Regions from separate parts of the Homo sapiens genome. Here region 1 is linked to region 2. The links are chromatin contacts, found by Hi-C or POLR2A ChIA-PET in ENCODE. All regions are on one chromosome and are shown on one strand. The core of a region is the stretch at or near the end of the contact, and the rest is flanking DNA. Distances in the headings are between cores, read along the strand shown. Region 1 holds the start of LINC00664 (long intergenic non-protein coding RNA 664). Region 2 overlaps LOC105372321 (a long non-coding RNA gene).

Region 1 (7,142 bases), core at 1,662-4,161, 44 kb before region 2:
TCTGAAACATGTGCTGTGTCCACTCAGGGTTAAATGGATTAAGGGCGGTGCAAGATGTGCTTTGTTAAACAGATGCTTGAAGGCAGCATGCTCGTTAAGAGTCATCACCACTCCCTAATCTCAAGTACCCAGGGACACAAACACTGCGGAAGGCCACAGGGTCCTCTGCCTAGGAAAACCAGAGACCTTTGTTCACTTGTTTATCTGCTGACCTTCCCTCCACTATTGTCCTATGACCCTGCCAAATCCCCCTCTGCGAGAAACACCCAAGAATGATCAATAAAAAAAAAAAAAAAAAAAAAAAAGAGTATGTCAGCATAGTATTAGGCCCAGTGACATGTCACAATATCCTCTTTGGGCAGAACCTAGAAAGAAAGAGGCAGAGAGTCATGTGAGCTAGGTGCTGAGCCCAGTAATACATCACAATCCCTTCTGTAAGCAGGAGCCAGGCAGGAGAAGAGAGCCATATTACCTGTGTGATGGGTGCAGGGATATGTCACAAGATCTTCTGTAGGCAGGACCTAGGCAGTAGAGTTACATCACCTGGGTGTTGGACTCAGCAAAAGTCACAGTGGCCCACATGGGCAGGGCACAGGCAGGAGAGTCATATAACCTATGTGTGGGGCCCAGCCATATGACACAATGTCCCCTGTGGAAGAGCCAAGGCTGGAGAGAAGATTCACACCACCTGGGTACAAGATGTAGTGATGTCAAAATGTCCCCTGTGGGTAGTGCCAAGGCAGTAGAATAGTCACACCACCTCGGTACTGGGTCCAGGGATATGTCACAATCCCTTCCATGGGCTAGGCCAGGGCAGGGGCACCAAATCACTCTGGTGCTGGGTAAAGTCATATGTCATAATGACACCAGCAGGAATGTTCAGACATGAGATTATGCATCTGGACTGGAAAGAATCAACACATCAAAAACATGACCAGACCGTGCACAGTGGCTCACACCTGTAATCCCAGCACTTTTGGAGGCCACGGAGGATACCTGGAACCCAGGAGTCCAAGACTATCCGGGGCCAACATGGTGAGACAGCATCTCTATTAAAAAATAATAATTAAAGTTAAAAAAGAAATATATATCCAGAGCATGGACAACATAGCAAGATCACATCTCTACTAAAAAGATGATACAGGCTGGGTGCCAGTGGCTCACGCCTGTAATCCCAGAACTTTGGGAGGCTGAGGTGGGCGGATCACAAGGTCAAGAGATCGAGATCATCCTGGCCAACATTGTAAAACCCCATCTCTACTAAAAACACAAAAATTAGCTGGGCGTGGTGGCGCACACCTGTAGTCCCAGCTACTCGGGAGGCTGAGGCAGGAGAATCACTTGAACCCAGGAGGTGGAGGTTGCAGTGAGCTGAGATCATGCCACTGCACTCCAGCCTGGGTGACAGTGTGAGATTGTCTCAAAAAAAAAAAAAAAAAAAAAAAAAAGATGATAGATAGATAGATCAGAAAGACAGAGACAGAGCCAGCCAGATAGACAGAGCTGGACAGACAGAGAGAGATGATAGACAGATAGATAGATAGATAGCCAGCCAGCCAGGCAGGATGGTGCATGCCTGTAATCCCAGCACTTTGGGAGGTCAAGGCTGGTGGATTGCTTGATCACAGGAGTTCGAGACCAGTCTGAGAAACATGGCAGAACCTCATTTCTACAAAAATAAAAAGTAAAAAATGCAAAATAAAGAGCCAGTGTGGTGGTACGTGACTGTAGTACCAGCTACTGGGAGAACTAAGACGGAGGATCCCCTGAGCCCAAGGAGGTCCAGGCTGCAGTGAGCTGTGATCACACACCTGCACTTCAGCCTGGGTGACTAAGAAGACCTCATTTAAAAAAACATACACACACACACACACACACACACACGTATGAAAGAAGAAATTTAAAACAGCAACTTCAGTGTGCAGGAAGGTGCTTAAGAGAGAAAACAAAACAAAACAAAACAATAGTAACTCAATGTACCGTGGAAACAAACTCAAAGTGGGGCTAGAAAAAAAGAAAAAAAAACCCAGAAAGATCCCGAGCCTCAGCTACTCTGGAGGCAGAAACAGGAGGATGGGGCCGGGCATGGTGGCTCACACCTGTAATCCCAGTGCTTTGGGAGGCCAAGGTGGACGAATCACCTGAGGTCGGGAGTTCCAGACCAGCCTGACCAACATGGAGACCCCATCTCTACTACAAATACAAAATTAGCTGGGTGTGGTGGCGCACGCCTGTAATCCCAGCTACTCAGGAGGCTGAGGCGGGAGAATCGCTTGAACTCGGGAGGTGGAGGTTGCAGTAAGCCGAGATTGCCCCATTGCACCCCAGCCTGGGCAACAAGAGCGAAAACTCAAAGAAAGAAAAACAGACAGAAAGAGAAAGAGAAGAGAAGAGAAGAGAAGAGAAGAGAAGAGAAGAGAAGAGAAGAGAAGAGAAGAGAAGAGAAGAGAAGAGAGAAAAGAAAAGAAAAAAGAAAAGGGAGGATGACCTGGGTGAGTCCGGGCAGGTGGAGGGCGCGTGAGCCGTAATCGCACCCTCTGCTGGACCTAAGCGGTACTGCCGCGGGCGAGAGCTATCTAGTCCGTCTTAAACATCTCAAGCTGGAGGCCAAACCCTAACCTTGGGGCTGACATCTGGTCGACCCAGCGGCTGGACAGAGAAGCCAGCCGGTGGCGAGGGCAGAGGCCCACCGGGTCCACACTACGCGCCAAGTGTGGCCGAGTGTGGCGCGCGGGGCCTGAGCCCGTCCGTCTGGAGTATAACTCCGCCAACCTTCCTTCCCAGCGCTCTCCCACACTGTCTGCTGGTCCACTAAGACGGGGAAGAGCTCAAGGGGGGGCGACCGGCCCCTACTCCCCGCCGACCCCTCCTCCCCGCTGCTGAGTGGGAGAGGCCCAGGACCTGGACCGCCACTTCCAGACCACACAGCCACCCCTGAAACGGGGGCTGCCGGGCCACACCCTCTGACGCCCGCGCCTCAGCCATCCCACCACGCTCCCACAGCGGCGTCCCAGCCAGGGCGACGAGCCACCCGCAGGGTGGGAAGAGGAGGAAACCAGAGGGGGTGGACACCAAGCAAGGGAGCCCCACGAACCTGCGGCACCCTCAGAGCAGCATGTGGCCCCTTCGGCGCTCGGAAAGCCCACGGGCGGACCCTTCCAGGCTCTCGGAAGATGGCACAGGACGGTCCCTGATTCTCCATGGGGACTTGGGAAAAGAAATCGGCCAGAGCCTCAAACGGCCAGGACACACATGGGCCCGCAACCGGGCCTGGGGGGTGTCCCCGGCCCCCTGCATCATGCCTGGTGGGTTCCGAGGGTCGGGCCTCCGCAGCTGCGGTGAGCTGGGGACCAGCCCGGGCAGCCCCACACTAAGCTCATGCCGGGAGCACGGTAACAGCCTCCCCTCCACAGCCCTACACGCCAGAGCTATGACTCACAAGGGACGCGCCAGAGCTCTGGCACCATCGGGACTGTTCTGCTGAAGTCTGCAGGACTCCCGAGCTCTGCTCAGCTCACAGCGGGGGCTGTCCCTCCCTCGGCAGCTGCCACTGGAGCTCCAGAGGACAAGAGAACTCTAGAAAGGTGGCCGCCCCTGTGGGCCACAAGCCGTGCCGTCAGCCCAAGCGGCCTCTGGAGGAGGCCTGTACTGCTAGCCGGCCGCTAGGAGGCGCCAAACAACCACCCACGCAATAATCAGCCAGGAAAGAATGAAAAAATACATATATATGCATATACTGATCAAAGAACAATCATACCCAGTCAGGGCGACGATTTTCTAGGCAACAAGGAAGAAGCCAACTTTGAGGTAGGGACAGTAGAGAAGACACAGTTGACCCAGTCTGTGCACAGGCTTCCTTTTCTGTGAGACCTTGGTTTAGGGGACATAACTATATTTCTTTGTAACACAATTACTTATTATAAACGTTATGTTTGTTTATTTACTTATTTGCTTTTTGATTGGAGTCTTTTTTTTTTTTTTTTGAGACGGAGTCTTGCTTTGTCACCCAGGCTAGAGTGCAGTGGGGCAATCTTGGCTCACTGCCATCTCCGCCTCCCGGGTTCAAGCGATTCTAGTACCTCAACCTCCTGAGGAACTGGTATTACAGGCACGCACCACCTCGCCCGGCTAATTTTTTATTGTTAGTAGACACGGGGTTTCGCCATGTTGGCCAGGCTGGTCTCAAACTCCTGACCTCAGGTGATCCAGCCGCCTCAGTCTCCCAAAGTGTTGGGATTACAGGCGTGAGCCACCACGCCCAGCCGATTTTTTTTTATTTCTTATGTGTATGGTCCTGTGATAGACCAGGGGACTTGTAACCTCAGAGTCCATGAGGCCAGAAGTTAACGTCCTAAATGTCTATTTAGAATGAACTTAAATGAACCAAACTCTCTGCCACGAAACTCTCAGAAAGACAAGAGATTAAAAAAAAAATTGCAACCTGGCAATGAATCACGCCTGTAATCCCAGTACTTTAGGAGGCCAAGGCAGGTGCATCGCTTCATCCCAGGAGTTCGAGACCATCCTGGGCAACATGGTAAAACATCATCTCAACCCAAAATACAAAAATTAGCCAGTTTCATAACCTGATCTCAAAATACATAAATAAATAGATTAAAATTCAAAAATAAAATTTAAATTTTAAAATGCTGAGTTCTGTTCATTTTGCTTCCTACCCAGAGAAGGGCATAAAATATCTGTTGCTTGCTTGTTTGTTTTTGACAGGGTCTCACTCTGTCACCCAGGCTGGAGTGCAGTGGCACCATCATGGCTTACTGCAGCCTCAACCTCCCCAGACTTAGATGATCCTCCCACCTCAGCCTCCCAAGTAGCTGAAATCACAGGTGTGTGCTGGCACACCTGGCTAATTTTTGTATTTTCGGTACAGACAAGTTTTCCACATGTTTCCCAGTCTGGTCTCAAACTCCTGGGCTCAAGTGATTCTCCCGTGTTGGCCTCCAGAAGTGTAGGGATTGCAGGAATCGGCCACCACGCCTGGCCTTACTTAATACATCTGATCTCACTACATTCTGACACTAAAGCCTCACATCAAAAAGTTAGGAAGATCTCAAGTTAACAACATAACATCACAACTAAAAGATCTAGAGAACAAGGCCAGGCACGGTGGCTCACGCCTGTAAACCTAGCACTTTGGGAGGCCGAGGCGGGCGGATCACAAGGTCAGGAGATCGAGACCATCCTGGCTAACATGGTGAAACCCCATCTCTACTAAAAATACAAAAAATTAGCCAGGTGTGGTGGCACATCCCTGTAGTCCATCCCAGCTACTTGGGAAACTGAGGCAGGAGAATCGCTTTAACCTAGGAGGCGGAGGTTGCAGTGAGCCGAGATTGCACCACTGCACTCCAGCCTGGGCAACAGAGCGAGACTCCATCTCAAAAAATAAATAAATACAATAAAATAAATAAATAAAAGAACTAGAAAACCAAAAGCAAACAAATCCCAAAGCTAGAAGAAAACAAGAAATAATCAAAATCAGAGCTGCACTGAACAAGACAGTGACATGAAAACACATTCAAAAGACCAACAAATCCAGGAAGTATTTTTTTGGAAAAAATAACTAAAAAGACCACTAGCTAGACTAATAAGAAGAGAGAGAAGATTCAAATAAACATAATCAGAAACAATAAGGGGGATATTACCACTGACCTCAGAGAAGAGAACCATCAGAGAATATTATGAACAAGTCGATGCACATGAACTAGAAAATCTAGAAGAAATGGAAAAATTTCTGGAAGCATACACCCTATCAAGACTGAACCAGGAAGAAACTGAATCCCTGAACAGAACAATAGTGAGTTCTGAAATTGAGGCAGTAATAAATAGCCTACCAATCAATAAAAGTCCAGGACCAGGTGGACTCACAGCTGAATTCTCCCAGATGTACAAAGAAGAGCTGGTACTGTTCCTACTGAAACTATTCCAAAAAATGTAGGAGAAGGGACTCTCCCTAAACTCATTCTATGAGGCCAGGACCAACCATCTTGACATGAAAACCTGAAAAAGATACAACAAAAAAGAAAGCTTCATGTCAACATCCTTGATGAACATTGATGTAAAAATCTTCAACAAAATACTAGCAAAGTAAATTCAGCAGCAAATCAAAAAACTTATCCACCATGATCAGGTAGGCTTCATCTCTGGGATGCAAGTTTGGTTCAACATATCCAAATCAATAAATATGATTCATTACAGAAACAGAACTAGGGGCAAAAACCACATGATTATTTCAATAGATGCAGAAAAGACTTTCATTACAGTTCAACATCTATTCATGTTAAAAACTCTCAATAAACTAGGTATAGAAAAAAAAGACACCTCAAAATGATAAGAGCCATCTATGACATACCCACAGCCAACATTATACTGAATGGGCGAAAGCTAGAAGCATTCTCCTTGAAAACCAGAATGAGACAAGAATGTCGTCTCTCATCATTCCTATTCAACATAGTACTGGAAGTTCTGGTCTGGGTAATCAGGCAAGAGAAAGAAAGAAAGGGCATCCAAATACGAAGAAAGGAAATCAAACTATTCTTGTTTGCAGATTACATGATCCTATATATAGAAAACCCCATAGTCTCAGCTCAAAAGCTCCTTAAGCTGATAAACAACTTTGGCAAAGTCTCAGAATGCAAAATCAATGTGCAAAAATTACCAGCATTCCTATACACAAACAACACTCAAGCCGAGAGCCAAATCATGAACAAACTCACATTCACAGTTGCCACAAAAAGAATAAAATATCTAGGAATACACCTAACTAGGGAGGTGAAAGATCTCAAGGAGAACTACAAACTGCTGCTCAAAGAAATCAGAAATGACACAAACAAAACACATTCCATGCTCATGAATAGAAAGAATCAATATCATTAAAATGTCCATACTGCCAAAAGCAATTTATATATTCAATGCTATTCCCAATAAACAACCGCTGACATTCTCATAGAATTTAAAGTAATTATTTCAAAATTTATATGAAACCAAAAAAGCCTGAATAGCCAAGGCAATCTTAAGCAAAAATAACAAAGCTGGAGGCATCACGCTACTCAACTTCCAGCTATACTACAGGGCTACAGCACCAAAACAGCATGGTACTAGTACAAGAACAGAAACATAGATCA
Region 2 (6,819 bases), core at 740-3,239:
ATTGCATAGGATCTGCACTGCACTACTAATGTAAAGCGTTCTCTGTAACTTTATTCTCCACGTACTCATACACAAAATGAATAAGATTAACTCCTTTTCCTGGAAGGCAGTGATTCCTCTTTTATTCTGTTACATCTGTTCCACATTGCTGTGATAATGCTGTTGAAGTGCACCCCCTTACACCAGAAGATCACCTGTGTGAATGTGAATAGACTGACACTGGAGAGGACCAGCTCAGCACAGTCACTTGAACTGCCCCTTTGCATTTCAGGCAGGTAAAATGCCTTTGAAGAGTGAAAATAAAGTTACTGCTGATTAAGCAGAGAGTTTGACTTGCTGATCAATTTGATCAGAAGCCTCTCAATGAGATAATTACTGCATTTATTTATTTCAAGAAAAGTAAAAGCCAAAGCCCAGAATGTGGCAAGGCAAGAGTTGAAAAGAAAAGAACAAGTTTTTCTTTGCCTAGCAAGCTCACTTCAAGGACAGTTATAAGATAATGCTGTTTGAGAAGTTGAAACCAAAGAAATAGGCTCCAGACACTCCCCTCCGAAGCAAGGGTGAAGGAAACAAAGAAAAACAAACGTCTGTATTTAGCCAGTTCTTGTTTTTTCTTTCAATGCAGCTACAAGGCCACCAGCTATTAAAGGCCACAAGTTATGCCAAGAATTCAGTTATGCTATAAATTACATAAACTGGTCATTATATAATTAACTGCCTTTGTTTTGCTTCTGTAAGTTTACTTATTAAAATCTCACTCAGTCTTTGTTCAAGGCTCAGCTTTTTGGATGTGAATTCACTGAGCCAGAGCATACCTTAAAATAAATATCCTCCTTTATTGACTCATACTGGTCTCTCTAGTCCTCTGTGTCCCACATTTCTTGGCGAGCCAGCCAGGAGCAGAGACTGTCTCCTTTGCCTTGAAATCGGGGCTGGAGCCCCGGATTCAAGGGAAAATCGGGGCTGGAGCCTTGATTCAAGGGAAACCTGGGACCCAGGCACCGCCGGGAGAACTTCAGCCCGGAGGGGAAATCAGCTCTCCCATGACCCGGCATCCCTACCCAGCAGTGCAACGGAGCCTGAGAAGGGCTACAGGATGATTCCAGAAATAGCGCACTTTAGGAACCACGGTAAGTTATTGGGGACCAAGGCAGGACCCGTCCCGTAAGGACGGAAGGGGAGCCTGATCACCTCCCGGGGTGTAACTAGTAGTCCGACCCAGAGAGGCTTGGGGCGGCAAGAGGGGCTTGCCAATTCAGAAGAATCTCACACCTCAACCAACACAGGATGCGAGAGTGGCTTGCTTAGTTGGTTAGGTAAAGGAAACTGGAGGTGGTGAGAGTTGCTTGCCACCCCAATTAGGAACACAGGAACTGGGAACAGGGACGTATATAAAAGTGTGTGAAAGATGGTTCCAGGAGAATACAATGCAAGGAGTGACGTGGGGAGTCACAGATCTCTTAGCATTGACTGTGTGCTCCGAGCAAAGTATGGGGCTGCCCTGGACTAGTGGTGAACTGTATACGTCCAATAGGAGTTGCCCCACAGCTCAGAGTTGTGGTGGGAATAAGGACCTCTCCAAAGCCAAGCAGCATCTGAAAACTCCCGTAATTGGGGATGGTCTGGTCAGTCTGAGGCAAAAGGAAGAGTGGGTGTGCTGCGTAGTAAAGGGAGGAAATGGGAGTAAAGTCATCAAAGTCCACTCCATTGGAGCGCATGTTACAGAACTTTAAAGAAGGTTTTACAGGGAATTATGGAGTTAAGCTAACCCCCCAGAGGTTAAGAACTCTCTGTGAATTAGAACTGCCTTCTTTTAGTGTTGGATGACTGATTGAAGGAACTATAGATAGGAAAATAATTGGCCGTGTATTTAAGGTGGTGACAGGTCAGAGGACAGCCTCGGCATCCAGATCAGTTTCCTTATATTGACTCATGGTTAAATCTAGCACAAACAAGACCAGCCTGAATCCAGCCCTGTTTAGCAGCTTATTGCAAAACACTTGTGGCCTAAGCCAAGCCAAAAAATGAAAGTAAGAGCAGCTTCGCTAGCAGATACAGAGTTAAAGAAGAAGGCCCAGAGGGAGCAAGAAAAGCCAGTTTTGCAGGAGCCACCAGAGGGAATAAAGATTCCTACTCCATATGTCACAGCCTACCCCACTTTACCAAGGCCAGCAGCCCCCTGGGAACCAGATTCAGGTGCTAGCACACCCCAACTCTCACCCTGAAATGAAAGACTGGAGACTTGAGAGGTCAGGGAAAGAAGTCAAGATAGTCAAGCAGGCCATCTCAGATCTGGTTGTGCTTGAGATATGCAAATGCCTCTCAGGGAGACACGAGGACCCATTTATTAAGATAACCAAGGCCAAGTCCAAGGGTGGGAATGGACTTTCATCTGTCAGCCCTTTTCAACCACTGATCTCTTAAACTGGAAACACCATACTCCCTCCTATATGGAGAAGCCCCAAGCTCTTATAGATCTGATGCAGTCCATCTTTCTGACACAGAATCCAACCTGACCAGACTGCAGGCAGCTGCTTCTCATGCTGTATAACACTAAGGAGCACAGGATAGTAACCTAGACAGCTCTCTGCTGGCTAGAAGCCCATGCACGAGCAGATGCAGTAAATAGGCAGGCTGGCTGCGGTGGCTCATGCCTGTAATCCCAGCACTTTGGGAGGCTGAGACAGGTGGATCACGAGGTCAGGAGATCGAGACCATCCTGGCTAACATGGTGAAACCTTGTCTCTACTAAAAATACAAAAAAATTAGCTGGGCGTGGTGGCGGGTGCCTGTAGTCCCAGCTACTTGGGAGGCTGAGGCAGGAGAATGGTGTGAACCTGGGAGGCAGAGCTTGCAGTGAGCCGAGATGGTGCCAGTGCACTCTAGCCTGGGTGACAGAGCGAGACTCCATCTCAAAAAAAAAAAAGAAAATGCTCAGGCATATGCTCAGGGCCAGTTCCCAGACCAAAATCCCAACTGGGACTCAGAAGATGCGACTCAGCTTCAGCATTTGCAGAGGTACCAAAAGGCACTTATGCAAAGGCTAAGGGATGGTGGAAAAAAGGCTATCAATATAAGAAAGATCTCAGAGGTGCTTCAGGGAAGTAAGATCCCTAGCCAGTTTTATGAAGGACTCTGTGAGGCATACCAGCTTTTAACCCCGTTTAACCCTGAGGCTGCTGAAAATCAGCATATGGTAAATACATCATTTGTAGGACAGGCCCACAGTAATATTAAGCAAAATCTTCAGACACTGGGAGGTTTTGCAGCCATGAATGCCACCCAGCTTATAAAAGTAGCCACCAAAGTGTATGTTAACCATGACCAGGGGGCAAAGAAGGAAGTCGAACAGAGGCTTTAAAAAAAGCCAATCAAGGCCGGGCACGGTGGCTCATGCCTGTAATCCCAGCACTTTGGGAGGCCGAGGCGGGTGGATCACCTGAGTTTGGGAGTTTGAGACCAGCCTGACTAACATGGCTTAACCCCGTCTCTACTAAAAAAATACAAAAATTAGCCAGGCATTGTGGTGCATGCCTGTAATCACAGCTACTTGGGAGGCTGAGGCAGGAGAATCACTTGAACCTGAGAGGCGGAGGTTGCAGTGAGCCAAGATCATGTCATTGCACTCCAGCCTGGGCAACAAGAGCGAAAATCCGTCTCAAAAAAAAAAAAAAAAAAAAAAACTCAATCTATAAGCAGCAGCCCTCATAGAGAGAGAAACTATTAATGTGAGAGGATGCAGACATGGACCTGGAAGAGGTCAAGTTAGACAGGGATTCGAGAGCCAACCAAGGTTAGAGAAGGATCAATGTGCATGATGCAAAAAGAAAGGACACTGTAAAGATGAATGTCCAGAAGGCAATGAGGGAAATGGCTAAGGCCGTGTGACAGAGAGGCCATCGGTGAGGGGCTGCCAAACCCTAAAGCAATGCAATACTGATCTAATCGGGCTGGCAGGGGCTAAAAGATATGAGAACTAGGACAAACTGGGCTCCTTCTCATTGGGCCTCCAGGAGCCTATGGTTGCATTAGAAGTTGGGAGGCCAATTAATGGACTTTATGGTAGATACTGGGGCTGAATACTCTGTAGTAACTTGACCCATAGGGCCACTATCCAAGAACTATACAACGATTGTAGAGGCTACTGGTGTCTCAAAGAAGAGGCTGTTCTGTTGGTCAAAGAGGTGTGTTATAGAAGGACGAGAAGTCCAGCATGATTTTCTGTACCTCCAAAATTGTTCAGTTCCCTTGTTAGAAAAAGACCTACTCCAAAAACTGCAAGCACAAATTACTTTTGGCCCACAGGGAGATATGACTTTAAATCTGACTCACCCAAAGGCCATGGTGTTAACCCTTACCATCCCACAGGTTGAGGAGTGGAGACTTTATAAAAATAAATCGCAAGCACCAATGCAACCTCATATGCCCTCATAACCAATGAGGGCATCATTGGTTATCAAACCCAAGAATGACTCAGTACTAAGGGCTTCTATGTAAAAGAAAAATTATTATTTCAGTTAGTTAAAGAAATTCCTGGAGTGTGGGATGAGGACAACCGACCTGTGTTAGCTGTAAATCATGCAGCAGTAGTAGTAAAATTAATACCAGGAGCAACTCCTGTTCGGGTTCATCAGTACCCAGTTCCCCCAAAAGGCTGTACAGGGCGCTTACAAACACTTAGAGTGGCTCCATAAACATAGGATTTTAGTCCAGTCCCAGTTGCCGTACAATATTCCACTTTTGCCTGTACAAAAACTGCTGCCAGGACCAGGGTCTAATAAGTATAGACCAGTGCAGAACTTGTGTGCTGTGAACCAAGCCATGTTACCTATCCATCCAGTGGTACCCAACCTGTATGCTTTAATGGAACTCATTCCAGCAAGTACTGCCTGGTTTACAGTCTTGAAGGATGCTTTCTTTTGTATCTGCTTGGCACCAGTTAGTCAGCCTATCTTTGCATTTCAGTGGGACAAAGAAGCTACACAGCTCACCTGGACTAGGCTCCTGCAAGGGTTTAAAAACTCTCCCACAATCTTTGGGGAAGCGTTGGCCTCAGACCTTAAGGCCTATACCATGCCAAATGATAAGTGCACCTTGTTACAGTACATGGACAACCTTCTTTTGGCAGCCCCAACCCGAGAGGACTGTTATCATAAAACCCGAGACCACCTCCATCTCTTATTGAAAGCAGGTTACTAAGTATTTAAAAAGAAAGCCTAAATTTGCCATGAAGAGGTTAAATGTCTAGTTTTCATAGTAAGCCACAAGGAATGCCAGCTTAGGTATAAGGAATAGCAGTCCATTTGTGCGCTTCCAACCCCTGAAACTAATCAGGAAATAGCATTCAAACAAATCAAAGAGGCTGTAATTCAGGCCCCAGCCTTAGGACTACCAGATATAAGTAAACCTTTCTTTCTATATATTCAAGAACAAAAGGAAATTGCTACGGGGTTCTGACTCTAAGTTATAGGATCACAGCATCACCCAGTGGCATATTTATCCAAACAACTAGACTCCGTGGTGCTAGGAAAGCCTTCTTGCTTTAAAACCTTAGCTGCCACTGTTTTGTTAACACAAGAGGCTAGTAAATTAACTCTGGGACAGCAGCTAACCATCCAGGTGCCACACTCAGTTATAACTTCAATGGATCAAAGAGGGCATCATTGGTTATCAAACCCAAGAATGACTCAGTACTAAGGGCTTCTATGTAAAAACTCTTACATTATTTTAAAAACAGTAAACATCCAGGCTGGGTGTGGTGGCTCATTCCTGGAATTCCAGGACTTCGGGAGGCCGAGGAGGGAAAGTCACAAGGTCAGGAGTTCGAGACCAGCCTGGTCAACATAGTGAAACCCCGTCTCTACTAAAAATGCAAAAATTAGCTTGGTGTGGTGGCACGTGCTTGTAGCCCCAGCTACTTGGGAGGCTGAGGCAGGAGGTGGAGGTTGTAGTGAGCTGAGATCACAGAGTGTGATTCTGTCTCAAAAAAAAGTAAACACCTAAATCTGGCTACTCTGCTTCCCATCACACCGGGAGCTCCTCTCCATAACTGCGTCAAAACCACAGATAAGGTATCCTCCAGTCGGATAAATTTTATAAACCAACCCCTCAGAAACCCGAATGTCAAAACATCAGCTCAAAAAGCAAAATTAATAGCCCTAACAAGAGCACTGTTGTTGGCAAAAGATAAGAAGGTCAATATTTACACTGGCTTTAAATTTGATTTTACCACACTGCATATTCATGGAGCTATAAAAAAAAAAAAGCAAATAAAAAACGCTTTCAACAGCTGGAGAAAAAAAAATAAAGTATAACGAAAAGATTCTACAGCTCCTAAAGGCTGTATGGGCTCCAGAAAAAGTAGCTGTAATACACTGCAGAGGGCACCAAAAGGCAGGAACACGGGAAACCAAAGGAAACAAAAAGGCAGACAGAGAGGCAAAACAGATAGCAATAATTACGCTGCATTTTTTTTTTTTTTTAAATCAGAGGAAGCCTTAGCTATGGCTCTCCTCCCAGAACCTCCTCTCCAAGAAAACCCAAGTTATACACCAAATGAAAGACCCTGGTTTGCCCAGGAGGCTGAAAAATATATTCAAGGAGGGTGGTGGAAATTCTTCGATGGGAGATTAGCCATTTCAAAGATTTAAGCTCATATGTTTGTAAAGCAAATTCATCAAGGAACTCATGGAAAAAATGGCACTAGAAACGTTACTAAAATGCCATTTCTATGTGCCACGGCTCTCTGCCATCACTTGAGCCATTTGTAAACAGTGCTTAACCTGTGCTCAAAACAACCCGCAACAGGGGCCCACTTGG

Evidence for each region. A loop is a pair of places that touch in the nucleus more often than their neighbours do. ChIA-PET counts read pairs that join two places held with the same protein, here RNA polymerase II (POLR2A). Pooled maps may share reads with other maps.
Region 1: a map of ascending aorta shows a loop between it and region 2 (2.3-fold over the local background). The contact joins the promoter of LINC00664 here to the enhancer-like site in region 2. A Hi-C loop is called at or near these places in 2 of 168 maps with a recorded cell type or tissue (ascending aorta and mesothelial cell of epicardium) and 2 of 50 pooled maps. POLR2A ChIA-PET finds 5 or more read pairs at or near these places in 2 of 52 experiments (H1 and OCI-LY7).

What each region holds. Positions count from the first base shown.
Region 1 is chr19:21,479,484-21,486,625 of GRCh38, reverse strand. It overlaps LINC00664 (long intergenic non-protein coding RNA 664), which reads right to left and starts at 2,911. Exons shown (of 11, transcript NR_037194.1): 1 at 2,620-2,911; 2 at 473-521.
Region 2 is chr19:21,434,726-21,441,544 of GRCh38, reverse strand. LOC105372321 (a long non-coding RNA gene) reads left to right here. Exons shown (of 4, transcript NR_187817.1): 4 at 1-846. Among named protein-coding and RNA genes, the nearest start is that of ZNF493, 41 kb to the right of the region's middle. RefSeq lists a silencer at 1,791-1,991. Within about 2 kb of position 1,989, at least 6 of the 41 ENCODE cell types and tissues checked have a DNase peak (open chromatin) inside an H3K27ac peak, as active enhancers do.